2 separate regions of the Homo sapiens genome follow, and region 2 is linked to region 1. Evidence: chromatin loops called from intact Hi-C (ENCODE). Cell type or tissue: tibial artery. All regions are shown on one strand. Region 1 overlaps RHCE (Rh blood group CcEe antigens). Region 2 has its middle 23 kb from the start of LDLRAP1.

Region 1 (5,000 bases):
TTTGCCTTTTAATTTCTCAATCTCTTAAAGAGAATCCAGCTTTAGTATGATTAGCATATGATCAAACTTCCATATTTGCCTTGGGAATAATGGACTAAGGGAAATACTCTTAATTCATGAATAAAAACTTTGCAGAAAATTAGACAGTGTTTAATTTTCAAAAACTTCCCTCTCTAGTCGGTAGATACCACCTACCGATGGTTACATATACTAGGGAAATTTTAAAATTAGGAAATGCTGATATCTCATATTATAAATTTCTAAATCCTAGGAAGAAACGCTTGGAGTGCTTCTGAAGATACAGAAGTTCCATTTAAGGGCAAGTTTCCCCATAGACGTATCAAAATATTACCCATTGTAAACTGAGATTTAATTCTCAAATGTATTCTACTTGTTCTAAAACAATCTGTCCACAAATATAAAACTATAAGTAATAAATTGTTATTTTCGCACAATGGGAATCTCTAATGTGAAAATGTATTCTGTGAAAATAAATTTTTAAATAAAATGTTGTATAATAATAATAATTTTAAAAAAGATGAACTGTCCCTGCATCGGCCTAAAGGTATCAGTGCTCAAAATCCCACTCCTGCTTTCCAACTCAAAGGCTTGACTCTTGCAGTTCATCTCTCTTCTGTATCATCAGATTTTTCCTCTCTATCGGATTATTGCCCTCCTGCTTCTCCTCCATTTCTCTGTTCCCCTTTAGAGCAAAGTCCTTGGCAGGGCTGCCCCTGCATGCTGTCTCCACTTTCTCATCTCCTGCTCTTGAATCAGTCAAGCCAGGCTTTTGCCTTCATCCTCCTCTACAACCATGCATGCCAAGGTCTCCTTGTCAAATCCAATGGCTACTTCCCAGCCCTCATCCGACTTGACCTCTCAGCAGCATTCAGCCCACCTGGGGCCCTCTCTTTCCTTGCCTTCCAGGACCTCACGCTCTCCTGGGCTTCCTCCTGCCTCTCCAAGCACAATTCTGTCTCCTTTGCTGGCTCTTACACATGTCCCCCCTCTAAAATGCAGGGTGTTCTAGGACTCAGTCCTCAGACTTCTTCCCATCTCTCTTTATCCTCACTCCTGAGTGATCTCCTTGGGTCTCATGGCTTTAAACACCATCTGTATTGTAACAACTCCCAAATTTATATCCCTAGCCCTAACCTTTCCACTAAGCTTCAGACTTGTACATCTCCATTCAGTGTCTCCACTGGGATGTTTCATACACATCTCTACCCGCCCCAACCTTAACCCTAACGCTACCACATTCGACACTGAACTCTGGGTTTTCCCTCCCAGATCTATCCCACCCCAATGTTCCCCATCTCAGTAAATGGCACCAGCAGCTGCTGAGTTGTGCCAGATGAGAACCTTGAAGTCATCTTGACCCTCTCCCACCCCACGTGCAGTCTATCAGCAAATCCTGTCAATTCTGCTATTAAAATATAGTCAGGATCCAATCACTTCCCACCACCCTCACAGCTATTGTCCTAGTCTGAGTCTGGATGATGGCCATCACTGCTGCTCTGGTCTCCACCTGCTTCCTCTCTTGCCCCTTCAGTCTTTTCTGAACCCAGAAGCCAGAGTATCTTAAAACATAAGTCAGATCATAGCTCTCCTCTGCCCAACACTCCCTAGTTCTCCCTGTATTTCTCAGAGTAAATCCAAAGTCCTTTGGGATACTGAGGCACAGTAAAGGGGCTTCATGCTTTTTTTTGTAAACGTGCATCATTTCATGTGATTAATTCAATTACTCCCTCAAAACCCTATGTGGTAGTACTGCTACCCTCATATTACAGACGAAGAAACTAAAGCTCTAAGAGGTTAAATTGCCCAGAGTCACACAGGGATTTATGGCAGAGCTGGGATGCACACCCCAGCCTTTGACTCCAAGTCCAGTGCACTTTCTTCTAAGCCAGGCTGGAACTGTGGGTTCTCGCTTGGGTTCTGCCACTATCTTGCTATGTGATCTTGGGCAGTCCCTTCCCCTCTCCAGGCATCAGCCTTCTCACCTATGAGATGGGAAGGTTGGCTATGTCCTCACTCAGGGTCAGGGTTACAGCAGAGGAGCTGGGAGAGCCATTTGGATTGGCCTTACCTTCACAGCTGCCTTCAAACTTAGACTTTCGACAGGCTCTCCCAATGAGAGGACATGTGCAGTTACTGACACGCACTGACTGAAAGAAGATGCTGGCTGTACAAACTTGCTGGACCCACTGCTGGTGAGGCTCTGAGAATTAATTACTTTTATACAACCATAATTACATCATGAATAGCACAATCCTACAGGATTATACTGTAGTAGTTAAAGGCACTGGTTTGTTGTGTTTAAACATTTGCACAGACCACACTTTTGTAACCTCATTTGGGTATCTATCTATCTATCAATCTTTTCTTTTCTTTTTTCTTTTTTTTTTATTGGAGATGAAGTCTTGCTCTTGTCCCCCAGGCTGCAGTGCAATGGCGCGATCTCAGTTCACTGCAACCTCCACCCTCCGGGTTCAAGCGATTCTCTTGCCTCAGCCTCCTGAGTAGCTGGGATTACAGGCACCTGCCACCATGCGCAGCTAAATTTTGTATTTTTAGTAGAGATGAGGTTCCCCCATGTTGACCAGGCTGGTCTTGAACTCCTGACCTCAGGTGATCTGCCCTCCTTGGCCTCCCAAAGTGCTGGGATTACAGGTGTGAGCCACTGTACCCAGCCTGTCTGTCTGTCTGTCTGTCTGTCTGTCTGTCTATCTATCTATCTATCTATCTATCTATCTATCTATCCACCTACCTATTTATTTAGAGATGAGGTCTTGCTATATTGCCCAGGTTCATCTCTAACTCCTGGGCTCAAGCAATCCTTCCAACTCACACCTCAGCCTCCTGAGTAACTGACACTACAGGTGCATGCCACCACAACTGGATAATTTAGAAAAAATTACTTTTTAGAGATGAGGATCTTGCTATGATGCCCAGGCGGGTCTCAAACTCCTGGCCTCAAGTGATCTTCCCTCCTCAACCTCCCAAGTAGCTGGGATTACAGGTTGTCTTTATTTTTCAAAACCCCGGAAGCCCCACCAAATGGAGCTTTTGGCCCTTTTCTCCCAGGTCCCTCCTCCCAGCACCATGACTCACGTTGAAGATATTACTGATGACCATCCTCAGGGTGCCTAAAGCTGTCACCTCCACCAGCACCATCACCACCAACTGCGCCAAGTTGACCTTCCCCAAGACAGCACCCGCTGAGATCAGCACCGACATAGCACTCATGGTGGCCAGCCGAATACTGGGGGTGAGAAGGAGAGCCAGGATGACTGAGAAGGAAGGATGCCTCTCACTCATTCATTCATTCATTCATTCATTCAACAAACACTGTTGGGCACCTTACTTTCTGTGGAAATAGAAGACAAGATTTCTACCCACCTGGGCGCTGATGCTGCAGAGTGGAGTGACCATCTCTTCTCCCGTTAAGGTGGCCTCTGCACCCTGAGCCATGTGGTCTGGCAGATGACTTAACCACTCTGTGCCTCAGTGCCTTCATCTATGAGGCATTGATCTACACACACTCATCTGACTGAGGGTGATCGGGGTGACTGTTCCCTCAGGGGATCTGATAACTGGGATTCTGCCCAGTCTTCTTTTCTGCTGCCATCATTCGGATGCTCAACAGAGGGCACTCTTCCCCCGCAGGCCTGCCCACATCCAGTCACCCCATCCTCATCTGGGGCCACTGTCCCTTCTCTCCCTCTCCGTGGCAGTGGAAAGAAACTGGATTTGGAATCAGGACAAGCCCGGCTTCCAGTCCCAGCCTTGCCACTGGAGTGGCTATTTCATCTCACTGAGCCTATTTCTCCTTCTGCAAATTAAGAATGATGATCAAACGTATCCCATGTTGGTGTCCTGGGGATGTGAAGGAGTATTCTTCCTATCGGTGTGTCTAGCACCAAGACTGGCACAAAGAACCAACTCCTGAAAAGACACTAGCCTTATTAACACTATTACGATTCCTTCCTTCCCTTGACCAATGAGCATGCTCAGGAGGAGAAAATTATTTTGGTCTTGAAGGTTCTTATGATCCAAAAAAAAAAAAAATGTACTTATGATCTAGACAGGCTACATACACCATGAGCCTGTCAACTAAGAATATCTGTGATATCACAAGGCTAGTGGGGTTCATTGGAAGGAGAGGGTGATGCTGACTGGACTTATCAGGGAGGACTTCCTGGAGGAAGTGGTACTGAGCTGGACAATCCATGGACATCCAGTCTCCCCTGAGCAGCTTGCTCTGAGACTCCCTCCTCCCTCTGGGAGTTAATGATGATGATGCTACAACCACAGCAACAGTGATGATAATGATTTATTATAAGAGCATTTTGTAAAACAGGCTTGTAACAGCATCACCTCTTTTAAATTTTAACCCTATAAGGCTGGGCGCAGTGGCTCATGCCTGTACTCCCAGCACTTTGGGAGGCCAAGGCAGGTGGATCACTTGAGGCCAGGGGTTCAAGAGTGGCCTGGCCAACATGGTGAAACTCTGTCTCAACTAAAAATACAAAAATTACCCGGGCATGGTGGTGCATGCTTGTAATCCCAGCCACTCTCGAGGCTGAGGCATGGCAGTCGCTTGAACCCGGGAGGCAGAGGTTGCAGTCAGCCGAGATTGCACCACTGCACTCCAGCCTGGGCGACAGAGTAAGACTCTGTCTCACAAAAAAAAAAAAAAAAAAAAATTCACTCTCTGTAAAATCGTGCTAGCTCACCGTTCAGTATCCCCATTTTACAGAGGGTCACGTAGAGGATTAAAATGGACTTTTTGGAAACAGTCATGCCAGCTGATCACAAATGTGAGGTTCAAATCCAGCTGGCCTAGATCCAAAGCCTGTGCTCTGAAGTCTGGACTCAGCTTCCCCAGTGTTTGCTGCAGACTATGCCCGCTTAAGCCTCAAGGACTTTAGGGGAAGGTCATAAAAGGGCAAGGGCATGGGGAAGGAGTCTTACAGGGACCAGGAATTTAGAATAAG
Region 2 (5,000 bases), 120 kb after region 1:
TGTTTTTAATTTATGTATTTATATGTATTTATTGAGACGGAGTCTTCCTCTGTCGCCCAGGCTGGAATGCAATGGCGCCATCTCGGCTCACTGCAACCTCCGCCTCCAGGGTTCAAGTGATTCTCCTGCCTCAGCCTCCTGAGTAGCTGGGATTACAGGCTCCCACCACCACGCCTGGCTAATTTTTGTATTTTTAGTAGAGACGTGGTTTCACCATGTCAGCCAGGCTGGTCTCAAACTCCTGACCTCACACGATTCACCTGCCTCAGCCTCCCAAAGTGCTGGGATTACAGTGTTTTTTTATTTTTATTTTGTTTATTTTTATTTTTTTAAGACAGAGTCTCAGTCTGTCTCCCAGGCTGGAGTGCAGTGGCGCGATCTCGGCTCACTGCAACCTCTGCTGCCTGGGTTCAAGCAATTCTCCTGCCTTAGCCTCCCGAGTAGCTGGGATTACAGGCACCTGCCAGCACACCCAGCTAATTTTTGTATTTTTAGTAGAGACGGGGTTTCACCATCTTGGCCAGGCTGGTCTTGAACTCCTGACCTCGTGATCCACCTGCCTCGGCCTCCCAAAGTGCTGGGATTACAGTCGTGAGCCACCGCGCCTGGCCCGTTTTTTATTTTTTTAGGGTCAGAGTCTCGCTCTGTCACCTTTCAGGCTGGAGGGTGGTGGCATGATCATAGCTCACTGTAGTCTTCAACTCCAGGGCTCAAGCCATCCACTCATCTCAGCTTCCTGAGTAGTTAGGACTACAGGCATGGACCACCACGACTGGCTAATTTTTAACTTTTTTATTTTTGGAGAGCCAGAGTTTCGCTATGTTATCCAGGCTGGTCTCATAACTCCTGAGCTCAAGTGATCCCCTTGCCTCGGCCTCCCAAAGCACTGCTAGGCGTGAGCTACCAGGCCTGGCCCAAGGCACTGAGGTTTGGACTCAGGCTGCCTCCTGCCTCAGCCAGAGTGATGAGCACTCATCCCTTCTGTGTGCTCACCCACCACAGGCCTAGCAGGGACATCTAACTGCAGTAAACTTGTCCTGAATAAATGAACAGCAGGATGAGTGATGCCTGCCCTCAACTTCCTCTCCCAAATGAGCTACTGAACTGGACTTGGGTCCCCTTCAGTTGCTCCCTCCCCCATCTCAAATGTCTCTCAGCCTCAGTCCCCTCATCTGCATAATGTGCATAATAATGGTATCCTAGAATTGTTGTGGAAACTAGAGTTAATATATGTCTGGGACATAGTAGGTACATAGCAAATGCCAATTATTATTATTATTATTATTATTGGTATTATTTCTCTCCAGGAACTTTAGTTTCCTCAGCTGTGAAATAGCAATTCATTTATTCATTCAACCAACTGCTGATCATCGCCCATGTGCCGGCCATTGTGGTTAAGACCTAGAACAGTAGCAGATGAATGAGTCATGGTCTCTGCTTGGAGGGACTAACCTTCTGGTGTGGCGGACAGTCATGTTAAAACCCAGGCCTGGCACAGTGGCTCATGCCTGTATTCCCAGCACTTTGGGAGGCTGAGGCAGGCAGATCTCTTGAGATCAGGAGTTCGAGACCAGCCTGGCCAAGATGGTGAAACCCCGTCTCTACTAAAAATACAAAAATTAGCCGGGCATGGTGGTGTGCGCCAGTAGTCTTAGCTACTTGGGAGGCTGAGGCACGAGAATCACTTGAACACGGAGGTGGAGGTTGCAATGAGCCGAGAGCCGAGATAACCCACTGCACTCCAGCCTGGGCAACAGAGCAAGACTCCGTCTCAAAAAAAAAAAAAAAAACGGAATTAAAACCCAGTGGGAGGAGAGCCACAATATATGTAAAGTCTATGTAGAAGTTAGGCAGCCTAGGGGTGGTGGGCAGCTATCTCCAGAATTGGGCTAATTGAGGGGAAGGATGAGAGCTGACTGTGTCCCTTGCTCTTTCTGGCTTCTCGAGTTGGCATGAAAACTTTTGGGGTGGGCTTCACTGGCTGTTGACTAGGACCATACAGACAGATCACCAGAAAGCCCAGGCTTAGGGTAGGTAGATGAAAGTTAAGGATCAGGGAAGAATGAACCAAACTATATCTCAGGCATTTTCCCCTAAAATGTTACCTTAGTTTTTAAGAATCAAGTGAAATAATATATAAATCTAATTCTTTAAAGACTTTTATCCTTTTGAAAAATGAGTGCAATTTATTTTAATAGAGGTGAATCTGTGATATGAGTAGCCACATTACACCGCCACCTGGTGGCAGCATACTAAAGTCACAGGTTTGTTTTCCTTTGAGACCAAGGGTACACCACAAACTCAGTTGTTTTTGGACGTGAGCAAAGATACCAAAGCCATTTTCCCCTTTCCCCTTCTCCCCAACCCTCTACTAAAACCCACTTCCATGGTTGGAGCTCCCAAGCTTCCAGCATTTTTGATTCAGCCACACCTGCTCCAGTTTCCAGCAGAGAAGCCAGCCTAGTTTTCCTCCCCATCTCCTGCCTCAGGCCCATCCTGCCCTCCAACTCTACATCAGAGCTAAACTCCCCAAGCCCTCGGCTCAGGCCCCAAGGGGAATGTGGATCAGGGAGAGAACCCTGCCCGAGGGTAAAGGTTAAGAGTGCAGATGCTACATGCACTGATGTGGGTTTGAATCTCCAGCTGACCACTTATTGGCTGTGGTCTCTCTACATCTCTAAGGCCTCTCTGAGCTTCACTTTCCCCATCTGGAAAAAGTGGGATGCAGTCTGGATTTCTTTTTCTTTTCTTTTTTTGAGATGGAATTTCACTCTTGTCACCCAGGCTAGAGTACAATCTTGGCTCACTGCAACCTCCACCACCCAGGTTCAAGCGATTCTCCTGCCTCAGCCCCCCGAGTAGCTGGAACTATAGTCATGTGCCACCACACCTGGCTAATTTTTGTGTTTTTAGTAGCGACAGGGTTTCACCACGTTGGCCAGGCTGGTCTCGAACTCCTGACCTCAGGTGTTCCACCTGCCTCGGCCTCCCAAAGTGCTGGGATTACAGCGTGAGCTACCATCCCCAGCCTGGATTTTTTTTTTTTTTTTTTTGAGACATTTTCACTCTGTCACCCAGCCTCTTTCTCCTCTGCTCAAGCAATCCTCCTGCCTCAGCCTCCCAAGTAGCTGAGACTACAGGCACATACCACCATGCCTGGCTAATTTGTTTTTTGTTTTAGAGATGGGGTCTCACTATGTTGCCCAGGCAGCTCTCCAACTCCTGGGCTCAAGAGATGCTCCTGCCTCAGCCTCCCAAAATGCTGGGATTATAGGCATGAGCCACTGCACTCAGCCCTAACAGAGATTTCTTCTTCTTTCTGTTACACGTCCTTCTACTCTTCTTTCTACAAGAACTGGCGTGGGTGGAGACCAAGAAATGCTGGGGAGGAGAGGAATGGAGAAGATCATGAGAAGCAGAATGCCCCTTCACTGCTCTTCCACCCTTTGCCGGAAATGTCTAAGGCCTGTCCTGTAGGACCTCCCTCTCAGGCTCCTCTCCCCATCCCAACCTCTCCAGTTCCCTCCGCCAAAGTTCCTCTGAGCCTGGTCCCCAACACCCTGGGTCATCTGAGAACCCACTTCGCATTGAATGGGCCATGACTGCCTCCCACCCACCCTGACCTCCCCACTCCACCCCCAGCTTGGGGCATTTGCACTGTGTTCCAGGCATTCTGGAAGGGGAGAAGTTTTGGAGCTGGGCTTCCTCAAACTTGGCAATCACTGGAGCTCTGTCCTAAAGCTTAGGAAATCAGCTTTCCACCCAATGGTGATGCTGTCTGGATCTTGTGTGGCCTTGGTCAAGTCACACACTCTCCCTTGAGCCCTGAATTCCCCATCCCGATATAGACCAGCTCTGACAGCATGGCTGCTGGGCCTGCCGAAGGGGTGGGCAGGGTGGGCAGGTCCTCTCCCCCCACCCACTTTCTCCTTGGAGAACCCCAGGATCCTGCTCAGAGGAGGAAGCAGTGCTCCCCCTAGGGAAGCGGATCCCAGGGGACTCCAGAATCCTCCCCCACACTCTGCGGGCAGCCAGCACTAAGTGCTGTATTAATTATTACCAGCCTCCCCTGGGAAGCAAATTCAAAGTGAGGTCACCATGGTAACCCAGACACTGCAATGTGACCAAATTTTTAAAGTGCTCAACATGTTCCAGGCAAATTACCTATCGATGGAAGAGAAAAGAATGAGGCTTCAATCCCACAGTTCAGTGGCCTTAGGAAGAAAAGCCCAGAAGCTCCCATGGGGCCTGGAACCTTTCTACAAAGGAGTGAGGCGGGGACAGGGATGGGAGATCAGAGCCCCACCTCGAGAGAGCAGAGCAGAGATGGAAATGACATCCAGGGTCCTGAATGATCTCTTATGGGTGGGCATGAGGCCTGGCCAGAGAGCCAGAGGGCCTGGGTCCTAGGACCAGCTCTGCCACCATTTAGCTCTGCAGCCCCAGGCCAGTCCCTTGCCCTCTCTGAGCCTCCAGTAAAGCCTCACCCAGAAGTATTTCTTAAAGGACCAGAGAGATGAACCATAGTGAGTTATTAACCTCATATATGAGGGTACGGGGTGGTAAGAAGAAGGGTGAGGGGTTTTTGCGAATCAGGCTTCTAAGGCAGAGACCTAGATTCAAATCCCACTTCTGCCATCCAGCAGCTGTGTGACCTTGGGTCAGAGACTTCACCCCTCTGAGTTGGCTTCCTTACCTGTAAGAGGGGGGCCAATCACAGTCCCACCGCCTCTGGGTGGTTATGAAGTTTAAATCAGATAATCCATGAAAAGCACTCGGCACAGCACCCTGGACAGAGTAGGGCCCCCTGTCATCATCTCTGCTGCCAATTAATAAGTGTCCCACGTGCCAGGCTCTAAGCTGAGCATGATGAACATGATCCATCACCAAATCCTCGCCACATCCTTCCCATGAGGCGGGTGCCATTGTTACTCCACTTTACAGGTGTGGAAATGGAAAGTAAAGCTAGCAGGGCGAGGCAACTCACCAAAGCACACAGA

Evidence for each region. A loop is a pair of places that touch in the nucleus more often than their neighbours do. Peaks named below come from ENCODE experiments on the same cell type or tissue, not always from the same donor. Only the 100,000 strongest peaks of a DNase experiment are listed, where the experiment ranks them.
Region 2: a loop joins it to region 1, with 8 times the contacts of the local background. A loop is called at or near these places in 65 of 110 quality-filtered maps.

Annotation. Positions count from the first base shown.
Region 1 is chr1:25,399,482-25,404,481 of GRCh38, forward strand. It overlaps RHCE (Rh blood group CcEe antigens), which reads right to left. Exons shown (of 10, transcript NM_020485.8): 3 at 3,115-3,265. It also overlaps the pseudogene SDHDP7. Among named protein-coding and RNA genes, the nearest start is that of RHCE, 19 kb to the right of the region's middle. In tibial artery, no CTCF peak of the experiment used is centred here; no DNase peak of the experiment used is centred here.
Region 2 is chr1:25,518,407-25,523,406 of GRCh38, forward strand. No RefSeq gene overlaps it. Among named protein-coding and RNA genes, the nearest start is that of LDLRAP1, 23 kb to the right of the region's middle. RefSeq lists enhancers at 1-94, 263-857. In tibial artery, a CTCF peak has its summit at 2,257 (motif pointing left); no DNase peak of the experiment used is centred here; H3K27ac peaks cover 445 bases.